Linked DNA regions of Homo sapiens: region 2 is linked to region 1. A link is an interaction called in ENCODE POLR2A ChIA-PET data of the cell type or tissue named here. Cell type or tissue: CD4-positive, alpha-beta T cell. All regions are shown on one strand. Each heading gives the region's core, and the rest is flanking DNA. Links, peaks and the distances in the headings are about the cores only.

Region 1 (5,355 bases), core at 117-5,116:
CTCCCCTGGCAGACTCTGATCCCGGCACCACCTGCCCACCAAGGTCTCCATGGCGCCTCCCAGGCATCTCACAGTGGGCAGATCCAAAACGGAGCTCCTCAGTGTCCCCAAGCCAGAGCCTGCACAGCCTTTGCTGGCCCCTCCACCCAGGGACCCGCCCTCCTTTTCCCAAGGCCCACTCCTGCGGAGCCCTCCTCCCCCACTCAGCTTTTCCCACAGCCAGGCAGCTCTCCTGGCCTCCTGCCCTCCAGTGTCTCCACCCAGCCAGAGCAGTTTCACAGTAAACATCTCAGACCTCCAGTCCACGCCAAAATCTTCCCGCACATCAACTGAACCCTCCATGCTACCTCTGTAGCAGGACGAGCCGCAGACAAAACCCCTGACAACGGGTTAAAGACGGAAGTGGCGAGACTCCGTCTCAAAAAAAAAAAAAAAAAAGGAAGTGGCTTCATTCCGCGGGAACTTCGGCAGACTTGCGTCTTTAAGTACCGAGCTCCCTGAAAAAGAAATTCCCGGCCCTTTTAAGGGCTTACAACTCTAAGGGGTCCACATGGAAGGGTCCTGGTAGATTGAGTAAGCGCGGGAAATGTGACTAGGGGCTATGCATCAGCTCACAGAACAGAAAGTTTTACAATGCTTCTGCATACAACGTCTGGAATTTACAGATAACACAAGTAGTTCAGGTCAGGAGCTGATATTATTATTATAATTATTAACCACCAGGGCTGGGTGGTGGCGCCAAGGTCGTCTGGCTATTTATCTTACTTCTGTTTCTTTCCAACTGTTTGCTTTCTCCCTTTCCTCCTGCCTTATAAACTAGGCAAGGTGGGGAGAGGAGGCCAGCAGGAAAAGTGGTGGTCTGCTTCCTTACCTCCAGGACCTGTAGGACCACGGATGGACTGAGACAACCCCCACTCCGTCTCCCAGCCCTGGGAATTTCACCGTCTCAAATATGCCAAGGTCCTCCTTGCCTCAGGCAGTTTCGCTCAGGCTCAAGTCAGCCCCCTCCCCACCCTGCCCGGTGCCAGCAGCTTCTCAGCCCTCAGATCTTGCCTTCAGTGCCGCAGCCTCCGCTGAGCCCTCAGAACCAGCCACGGTTCTTCCCCAGGGCCCTGCTCTTTTCCACACAGGACGTACACATGTGCCACCTGCCTCTGCCTGTCTGTGGCTGGCTTCTCACCAGCCTCTCCTACAAATCTGTTTTATTCATCTCTGCAGTCAGAACTAAAACGGCAACTGGCCACGGTAGGCGTTCAAGGAGAATGAAACAAAGAATATGCCTGTTTCTTCCCAGCCAAGAATAGGTTGTGCTCCCAGAGACAGACACAAAAGGGACTCAGAAAGGCATGCTCTGAGTTGAGAGTCTCAACTGAATCTCAGTGACTCTCCGACTGAGAGTCTATAACGCCCTTAAGCCAAAGACCACTGCAAACACGCCTGTAGTTAAACAAGTTGGGTCTTTTACTCTACGTACAAACACACCAGGTTGAGACGTTGAGGTGTCTCAGCAACAGGGTGTTCGGAGGAAACTATTACAGGATTTCACCTGTAGTTGGGTGATTTGGGGGATGATCTAAGGAAGGAGGATTTGGTTCTAGATTAGACGCACGCTGGAGCCCAGGAGGTCGAGGCCGCAGTGGGCCATGATCGCCACTGCGCTCCAGCCTGGGCGACTAAGCGAGACCTTGCCACAAAAACATAAAAAAAGATTAGACGCTGTGGGAAGGAAGAGGGTAATTCTCAGCTTATGATCGCTGCATGTGACAGGGTGAGCTGTGCGTTCCCTGCTTAGAATCAAGAAGAGGTCTTAGTTCATCTCACTTTGTCGTGGTGTCTGCGTGGCGCTTCATGCCTCACAGAACATGGGCTGGCTACGAGGGTCAAACCAGGCCACAGCAACGCGTCAGGGGCCGCTTGCTTTCTTAGGAGCAACAGGTCCAGAGGCTTCCGCTCCAAGAGGGACTGGGGCCTGGGCCAGGACCTTGCCGAAAAGCAAACGAAGCCCAGACAACCTGCTGGGGCTCCAACCCTTCCTCCCACCACCACCGCCCCGCAGAATTTGGGTCGCTGAGACCGCTGCAGGCGTGCCGACCACGGCTGCCCCGGCCCGGAAAGCAGATTTGCCCCTTTTTGCGGGGTAAGGGTGGAGAGGGCGGCGTCGGGGGGAGTCGAGTCTGCCCGCCCAGGCCCCGCTCGGAGCCGCAGGCTGGGAGGGCGGCGGGCGCAGCGACCCCGGGCCTCGGTCCGCCCGGCGCGGTCCTCACCCTGCAGCACAAGAGCCGCCGGCAGTTCTTGCTGTTGCCGTAGCTCTCGCCAAAGCTCTGCGTCACCGAAATGAAGTCCTGATGAAGCAGCGGCGGCGGATGCGTGGAAGGGGGCCTCGAGGAACCACCGGCGGCATCAGGAGACCCGGTCCTGTAAAAGACTGAGAGCTCCGCCTCTCCGATACTCGCGGGCAGCCATTGCGGCGCACAGAACCGTCCGCGTGTGAGCAGCGCGCACGCGCACGCAATGCGCCTCAACCCCGCAGCCTATGCGCCTGCACTGAGAGCTCACGGCTTGCGGCGCCTGCGTCTACCCCGCGCGCAGTCGCCACGGCAACAGGGCGGGCCTTGGTTCTGCTTCGGGCGTGGTCGGTGCATGGTCCTCCAGCACTGTTCGCCCCGCGGGTCTGGTCCTGGGTTCCTTTCGCCTCCTGTCGTCGGACGGCACCGGCTTTGCCCACGGCCTCGCGGGGAGACGCAGACACCCGGGACCCGGGGAGGCGCCCGGGCGCCGCCGCCATGTTGTCAGGGAGCGCCCGCTCCCAGCTCTTCGGTTCCGGGACCCGCGGCGCGGGGATGGGGCTGGGCCGCCCTTGGTAGCCGTCCTGGGCTGGGGGCCACCCTGGCCGCGTGGTCACCGGCAAGAAGCCCAGGGCCTCACCCGGGCGCGGCGTCGCGGGGGCCGAGGGAAGGACCGGACCCTCCCGAGGTCGCGGACCCGGCCGGCTGGGGCGAGGCTGGGGTGGCCCCTACCCCGAGCTAAGCTGGCCGCGCCGCATCTCACCGTCGCCGGGGCCCGAGCGCTGCGCCTGGACCGGCGCCGAGCGAGGGGGCCAAGCGGCCGGCTGGACCCACAGTCCCCGCGCCATAGGCGGGTCGGGGCTTTCAGACTCGGCTCCAGCCCTCAAACCTGGTAGCCTTGGAGGTCAGCTTGAGATGACTGCGCTTCCTGCGCGCGTTGTCCTCCCCAGAAACGCTCAAAATGGCAAAGCGGCGTCCGTGGCCGCCGGAGGCCTGTGTTCTCCCCTGCCGAACCTCACGCGCGGCCCCTCCCTCATTTTCTTCTGGCCAGGCTGCCCCCTGCCCCTTGGGCGATTCTGCTGCGTCCCACGGTCCTGGCTGTGGCATTTCTGGGTGTTTGGAGGGCTCCCCCGGCAACGACGTCTAATGTCTATAATCCCGGCCCTTTGGGAGGTCGAGGGGGGGCGGGGGATCACTTGAGGTCAGGGGTTCAAGACCAGCCTGGCCAATATAGTGAAACTCCGTCTCTACTAAAAATACAAAAAATAGCTGGGTGTGGTGGCGGTTGCCTGTAGTCCCAGCTACTCGGGAGGCTGAGGCAGGAGAATCGCTTGAACCCGGGAGGCAGAGGTTGCAGTGAGCCGAGATCGCCTCGTTGCACTCCAGCCTGGGCAACAGAGCGAGCCTCCGTCTCATAAGATTAAAAATAAATAAGAAATCACAAAAAATTAGTACGTATTTTGAGCTGAATAAAAATGGAAATATGCACATGAAAATGTATAGGATGCAGCTAATACAGTGCTTAGAGAAAGTTATAACTGCAAACTCTTAACGTTAGAAGAGGTGAGGCCGAGAACAGTGGCTCACCCCTGCGATCCCAATGCTTTGGGAGGAGACTGAGGCCGACCCCGGAGGATTGCATGAGCCCAAGAGTTTGAAATTAGCCTGAGCAACACGGTGAAGCTCCATCGCTACAAAAAAATATGAATTAAAAGGCCGGGCGCGGTGGCTCATGCCAGTAATCTCAGCACTTTGGGAGGCCAAGGCGGGCAGATCACGAGGTCAAGAGTTTGAGACCAGCCTGGCCAATACAGTGAAACCCCGTCTCTACTAAAAATACAAAAAAAAAAAAAAAAAATCTAGCTGGGTGTGGTGGCGGGCACCCCAGCTACTTGGGAGGCTGAGGCAGGAGAATTGCTTGAACCTGGAGGGCAGAGGTTCCAGTGAGCCAAGATCGTGCCACTGCACTCCAGCCTGGGTGATAGAGCGAGACTCCATCTCAAAAAAAAAAAAAAAAATAGGTGTGTTGATGCACACCTCTAGTCCCAGGTACTTGACAGGCTTAGAAAGTGGATCCCTTGAGCATGGGAGGTGGAGACTGCAGTGAGCTAGGATTGCACCACTACACTCCAATCTTGGCAACAGAGTGAGACCGTGTCCCCCCCGCCCCCCCCCCCCACACACACACACAAAATCCAAGCTATTCGGAAGACTAAGGCGCGAGAATTGCTTGAGCCTGGGAGGCAGAGGTTACCGTGAGCCGAGAATACACCATTGCACTCCAGCCTGGGCGACAGAGTGAGACTGTCTCAAAAAAAAAAAAAAGAAAGAAAAAAGGAAGTCAGTGAACTAGAACGCGGAAAAACAACAGAACATCTATGAAATAGAAAGTTTTTATTTATTCACTTATTTTTTTTCGAGACAGAGTCTTCTCTGTCGCTCAGGCTGTAGGTGCAGTGGTGCTATCTTGGCTCACTGCAACCTCTGCCTCCTGGATTCAGCGATTCTCCTGCCTCAGCCTCCGGAGTAGCTGGGATTACAGGCGCCTGCCACCACACCCAGCTAATTTTTGTAGAGACAGGGTTTCACCAATGTTAGCCAGGCTGGTCTCTAACTCCTGACCTCATGACCCACCTGCCTCGGCCTCCCAAAGTGCTGGAATTTCAGGCGTGAGCCACCGCACCCGGCCTGAAATAGAAAGTTCTGGCCGGGCGCTGTGGCTCACGCCTGTAATCCCAGCACTTTGGGAGGCCAAGACGGGCGGATCACGAGGTCAGGAGATCGAGACCATCTTGGCTAACACGGTGAAACCCCGTTTCTACTAAAAATACAAAAAATTAGCCGGGCGTGTTGGCGGGCGCCTGTAGTCCCAGCTACTCGGGAGGCTGAGGCAGGAGAATGGCGTGAACCCAGGAGGCGGAGCTTGCAGTGAGCTGAGATCGCGGCCACTGCACTCCAGCCTGGGGGACACAGCGAGACTCCGTCTCAAAAAAAAAAAAAAAAAAAAAGAAAGAAAGTTCTTAAAAAGTTGTTTCTTAGAAAAGATCAACAAATTTGATAAATGTTTAGC
Region 2 (5,355 bases), core at 300-5,299, 71 kb after region 1:
GGAGTATGGCACAGGGAGAGGCGCAATGCCAAGGCCAATCCCGGGCAGGAAGCAAACAGAGGGAGGCAGCAGCCTATCTGCTGAGGGAGCCTGCAAGGTCCCATCCCCAGCCTGGGGAAACTGAGGCTGGAGGACAGCCCGCCTCAGGGGTGAGCCTAGCCAGCAATGGCTCTGGGGCAGTGCCTGGATAGGAAGACCCAAGGGAGGCGCCCCAGGCGCCCCCCCTCAGTCCCCAGGAAAGGTACACCTGCTTCCTGACAGGTCACCGCAGACCGGGAAGTCACATGGAGCTGCCCTTGGAATTTGCCCCAGGGAACAAATACAGGTGCAGGAATTACCAGAAAGAATCTGAAGATTTTTTTTCCTGTGCCCAGAGGATTCCAGGCCACTGGCCAAGAGGGAGACTCCCCTGCCTGGCTGGCTCAGAGCCTCCGAAGGCCCCTTCTCCCCAGCAAGCTTCCCAGGCCCAGAACAGGCATACACGGCACTCCTGCCCAGCTCCCAACCAGTGTGCCTTCTGGGGAGCTGATGGCCCTCTCCCAACTGGCTGGTGGGCTGCACCCCAAGGCTGACTGTGATGCGAGGATCCAGCCAACCCCGATCATCTGGCCCTTCCCATTCATAGCGTGGCGCCTGGCGCCCATGCAGCGGGCCTCCAGGAGACCATGTGAGGCCACCCCTCAAAGCCAAGCCCAGGGAGGAACCCACAAGCCCAGGTCTGCTTCTTTCAGCTGGACTCACAAAGGGACAGACCCGCCCAGCTAATTCCAGATGAGCCACAACAACTGGCAAGGGACATAGCACTGTCTGCCCTGTCGCTCTCCAGCAGCCTGGCAAGGCACACAGCAGGCCAGCTGTCCCCACGGCCCAAGTCAGGGGGCTCCACTGGGGCCCTGGACCCAGCACGGCCCACCCAGCCCCAGCTCGCCTCAAGTCCATGTAGAAACCATCCTTTGCCCAGGCCAAGCGTCCTGGGATCAGGGCAGGTGCTGCCCCCACAGTTCTGTGAGCTGTCACTCTCTCCCTGCCAGCCAGTGGCCCTGCCCCCACCACTGACCTTCTTTCTTGAGGAGCCAGCCTTGGTGAGGCAGGACTTCTGCAGGGCCAGGTAGCCGCCAATCACCTCGATCTCATGCACGGTGGGGTAGCGCTTCTTCAACGTGGGCCCCAGGAGGCAACTAGCCTCCTCCTCCTCGGCCTCCCGTGGCCGAGGCTCCCTGTTGGCCTGACTGAAGTGCTGGTCCTGCAGAGTCCCTGGCTTCCTCTTGGGCACCACTGTGAAGGTGTTGCTGCCCCGGGGCTGAAGCTCTGCCACGCACCCGGGCCTGGCAGGGTGCAGAGGCCTGGCAGGGTGCGGGAGGTAGGGTAGTTTGGCTGCTTGGGGGGCCTCCTCCGAGTCTACCTCATCGATGAAGGTGACAGGCAGCCCCGGCCTCACATATTCCCGGCTATTCTTGGCCAAGCCAGGAACCCTGAGGCCCTCAGCAGGCTCAGCTTCTTCCGAAGCAGCCGGCAGGAAGGGGGGCGGTGAGGACGGCCTCTGCCACCTAATAGCCCGGTCAGCGAGGGCGGTGGCTGTCCTGGGACAGGCCCCCTCCTCGACTGCCCACTGTGCCTCGACCTCCAGGGGGCTCTTCCCGAGGGCAGGCGCACCATCCCCTCCAGGCACCGGCTGGGATCCGAGCTCCTGGCTCGGGGAGGCCGGGCCCAGGTCTCCCTTTGGCAGCTCCACGGACTGCCTCCCCTCAGGAGGAGGAGCCCCGGAGGCCTTGCTCTTGGGGATGACCATGAAAGAATTTCGAGAGTTTGCGCGGAGGCTGGCCAGCGCCCGGGCCTGGAGGTCCCCCAAGGGGATGGTCTCCATAACTGGCTTGGGGGCCGGCCGTATCTCGAAGGAGTCGTTGGTGCTGGTGGCTGCGGAGACGCACTGGCGCTGGCTAGGAGTGGCACTGGCAGGGGGTGAGGCTGGAGTGGCACTCGGGGTCCCGGGGCTGGGGGGCGGGTGGAGGGAGGGATCCCCCGACTCCACCTTTGGCTTCCACTGTCCCGACCCAGGCGGGGAGCCCGCGAGGCGGTTGGCAGGGCCGGCCCGGGGCTCAGGGGCCGAGTGCCCGTTGGAGAGCAGGCGGGCGCCCGCGCCGCGGTGCAGACCCCGGGGGTGGACGGTGAAGGAGTTGCTGCCGGTCTTCTGGAGGAAGTCGCTGCGCCGGGCCCCGGGGCTCGCCCCGCCACCGCGGGGCCCGGGCGCGGCGGGCGGGCTGGGGGCCGCGGGCGGGGGCCGGGGCGGCGCGGGCGGCGGCGGCGGCGGCGGGGGGCGGGCGCGCTCGGGGCTCCCGCGGCGGCGCGGCGCGGCGGGCGGGTCGAACCTCTCCAGTAGGCGGCTGACGCGGCCGGGCGGCGCCCCGTACACCAGCACCTCGGCGGCGCGGATCTGCGCGGCCCCCGGGGCGGGCGGCGCGGGCGGGAAGCCGGGCACCGTCTCGATGATGAGGACGCTGTCGGCGCGGAGGGCGCGCACGCCAGGCACGCGGCGGTACCGCTCCAGCAGCCGCGCCCCCGCCGCGCCCCCGCCGCGCCGCCGCTCGGCCTCCAGCAGCATGAACGGGTTCTCGCGCAGCGGGCCCAGGCTCTCGGCCAGCACCCGCTGCTCGGGCTCCGCCGCCCCGGGCCCCGCGCCCCCGCCCAGCGCGGCTAGCTTGGCCCGCTTCCGCTCCAGGATCTCACGCTTCCAAGCGGGCACCGCAGCGCGCGGCCCCGAGCCCGGCCGCCCCAGGGCGGCCATGCTGCGAACGCGGCAGCGGACGGCTGGACTGAGGGCCGGAGTGGCAGCCGCCGCCGCGGCCAGCCTGGGCGCCGCGGCCACGCCCCCTCCCGGGCCACCGACCATTGGGGAAAGCCCGCTCTCCCCGCCCCGTGCGGGAGGCCCACCTATGGCAGGGGAGGAGGGCGGGCCCCTCAAGTGACCCTACCGATTGGACAACACTCGCCTCAACCCCGCCTCCCAAGGGACTTCATTGGACAACGCCTATCACCGGAGCTGGCCTCCATTGGGGACGGCCCCCCGGACACACCCCGGTGCCTCGCGCCGCTCACTGGCAGACCCCACTTCCGCCTCTGCGCTCTCAGCTCCCGGCGTCCCTGGGGGTAGCCGGGTGCGCGGCCCCTGGACCCTGCGCCCCGAGTGACCTTGGCTGAGCTTGGGACTTCCTCATGCTGCCAGCACCGAGGCCGCCTGTTCCGTCCGCTGAGAGCGCGGTGCAGGAAGGGCGCTGCTCCAGGACCGAAGGCACCCGTGTCCGTGGACGGTGCACAGGCCACACTCTGGCCCGGACCCTGCTTTCACCAGGGGTCCTCCGACCTCCGGCAGGTGCCTGCGGGGCTTGGAAATGCCAATTCTGGAGCCCCGAGCAGCCCCAACGAACCAGTTTCTCAGAAATCCCTAGTTTTTATAGGCTGCCCAGGTGGGAGCCTCTTAACCCAACCTTGCCATCCGTGGTCCCCAAAAAGCATCTGCAGGAGCAGGCACAAAGGAAGCAGCCTCTCCCGCCACACGCAAGCAGGTTCACCAGGGCAGGGCCCTGCATGCTTGGAGAGCTCTCCAATGCATTCAGAGCCAAAAAAAAAAAAAAAAAGCCAGGGTAACGGTGGGCCCCATAGGGCCGACCCCTGTGTCTGATTATTCCACCCTGCTGCCACGTTAAGGTTACTCCTCTCCCATCGGTTGAACGTCCCCTCATCAAGGCTCCGGATACCATGACCCTGAGGGCACAGCCTCCCGGCTGACAAGTCCCTTCTGCCCCAGGGAGGGCTTCAGAGTGCTTCCACAGCCTTTCAAGCCTGCAGACAATAGGGAGATCGCTTGGAGTCACGGGGAGAAGGGGAATTGGAGTGCACGGACATCACCTTCTTTCCATCACCTGCCCTGCAGTCAGCAGCCTGCTCAGTAGACACTGCTGTTTCCCACACCAAGGTCGCCTGGGTCTCTGCAATGATGCAGAACAGATTTTTTTTTTTTAACTTGGGGATGCCCTTCTCAGCTTCTGTGCCCCATGACAGTCTGCAGCAGCCGCTAGCTTAATGCTTGCCTTATTCTCCTGCCACTCCATTAAGCTGGAGAAAATAAACTTTTTCTTTTTCTTTTTTTTTTGAGATAGAGTCTTGCTCTTGTCACCCAGGCTGGAGTGCAGTGGCACGATCTCGGCTCACTACAACCTCCGCCTCCAGGATTCAAGCGATTCTCCTGCCTTCGCCTCCCAAGTAGCTGGGGTTACAGGTGCCCACCACAACGCCCGGCTAATTTTTGTATTTTTAGTAGAGACGGGATTTCGCCATGTTGGCCAGGCTGGTCTCGAACTCCTGGCCTCATGATCTGCCTGCCTTGGCCTCCCAAACTGCTGGGATTACAGGCGTGAGCCACTGGGCCTGGCCAGAATAAACTTTCATTTCAGCTTTCCAGAAGCCAAGTGTCTCCTCCCTTAGGGCCCTCCTCAAATCACCTTTCTAAAGGAAGCATCTGATGTTCATCACTTCTACCCTAGTAGGGTTGCCCAATTCTGAACTACCAAAATAAAACAGGGGAACACACAAAACACAAAATCTAGAAATAAATAACATTACGAGGAAACTCACTCCCACTGTTCAGCTTGAATCTGGCTTTGACAAAAGTTATGCCAATCCCAGGCTGGACACAGTGTCGTAGCAACAAACCAGATAAGCTGCCTCCAACGCAAGCCCCTCCATGGTTTACACAACTAAGCATACACGCCAGGCAGAGGCTGACACCGCACTCCGCTGGCCAGGCTGATGCATGAGAGCAGAGGTCAGCACACCTGTTCTGTAACGAGCCAGATAGGAAATTTTTTTTTTTTTTTTTTTTTGAGACAGAGTCTCGCTCTGTCGCCCACGCTGGAGTGCAGTGGTGCTATCTCGGCTGACTGCAATCTCTGCCTCCCAGGTTCAAGCAATTCTCCTGCCTCAGCCTCCTGAGTAGCTGGGATTACAGGCATGCGCCACCATGCCCAGCTAATTTTAGTATTTTTAGTAGAGACGGGGTTTCACCACGTTGGTCAGGCTGGTCTCAAACTCCTGACCTCGTGATCTGCCCGCCTCCGCCTCCCAAAGTGCTGGGATTACAAGCGTGAGCCACCGCATCTGGCCCCAGACAGGAAATATTTTAGCCCACTGGTTTTTGCCAGGGACAATTTTGTTCCCCAGGGCCCTTAGCAATGTCTGGATAAACATCTGCTTGTCACAAGTGAAGGCTGCTACTGGCATCTACCCAGGAGAGGCAGGAGCACTGCGAAACAGACTGCATCCTCACTAGAGAATCTTCTGGCCCCAAAGGCCAAGAGTGCC

The links. ChIA-PET counts read pairs that join two places held together with the same protein. Peaks named below come from ENCODE experiments on the same cell type or tissue, not always from the same donor. Only the 100,000 strongest peaks of a DNase experiment are listed, where the experiment ranks them.
Region 2: POLR2A ChIA-PET joins it to region 1 with 14 read pairs; 28 of 35 experiments call an interaction of 5 or more read pairs at or near these places.

The regions. Positions count from the first base shown.
Region 1 is chr9:137,127,250-137,132,604 of GRCh38, forward strand. No RefSeq gene overlaps it. Among named protein-coding and RNA genes, the nearest start is that of GRIN1, 9.2 kb to the right of the region's middle. RefSeq lists an enhancer at 962-1,171 and silencers at 2,162-2,241, 2,602-3,111. In CD4-positive, alpha-beta T cell, for the core only: no CTCF peak of the experiment used is centred there; DNase peaks (open chromatin) are centred at 392, 1,102, 1,802 and 2,512; H3K4me3 peaks cover 3,346 bases; H3K27ac peaks cover 1,796 bases.
Region 2 is chr9:137,197,930-137,203,284 of GRCh38, forward strand. It overlaps TPRN (taperin), which reads right to left and starts at 2,812. Exons shown (of 4, transcript NM_001128228.3): 1 at 1,058-2,812. The coding sequence starts at 2,782. RefSeq lists silencers at 2,414-2,483, 2,574-3,043 and an enhancer at 3,272-3,800. In CD4-positive, alpha-beta T cell, for the core only: no CTCF peak of the experiment used is centred there; DNase peaks (open chromatin) are centred at 1,677, 2,048 and 2,992; H3K4me3 peaks cover 801 bases; H3K27ac peaks cover 707 bases.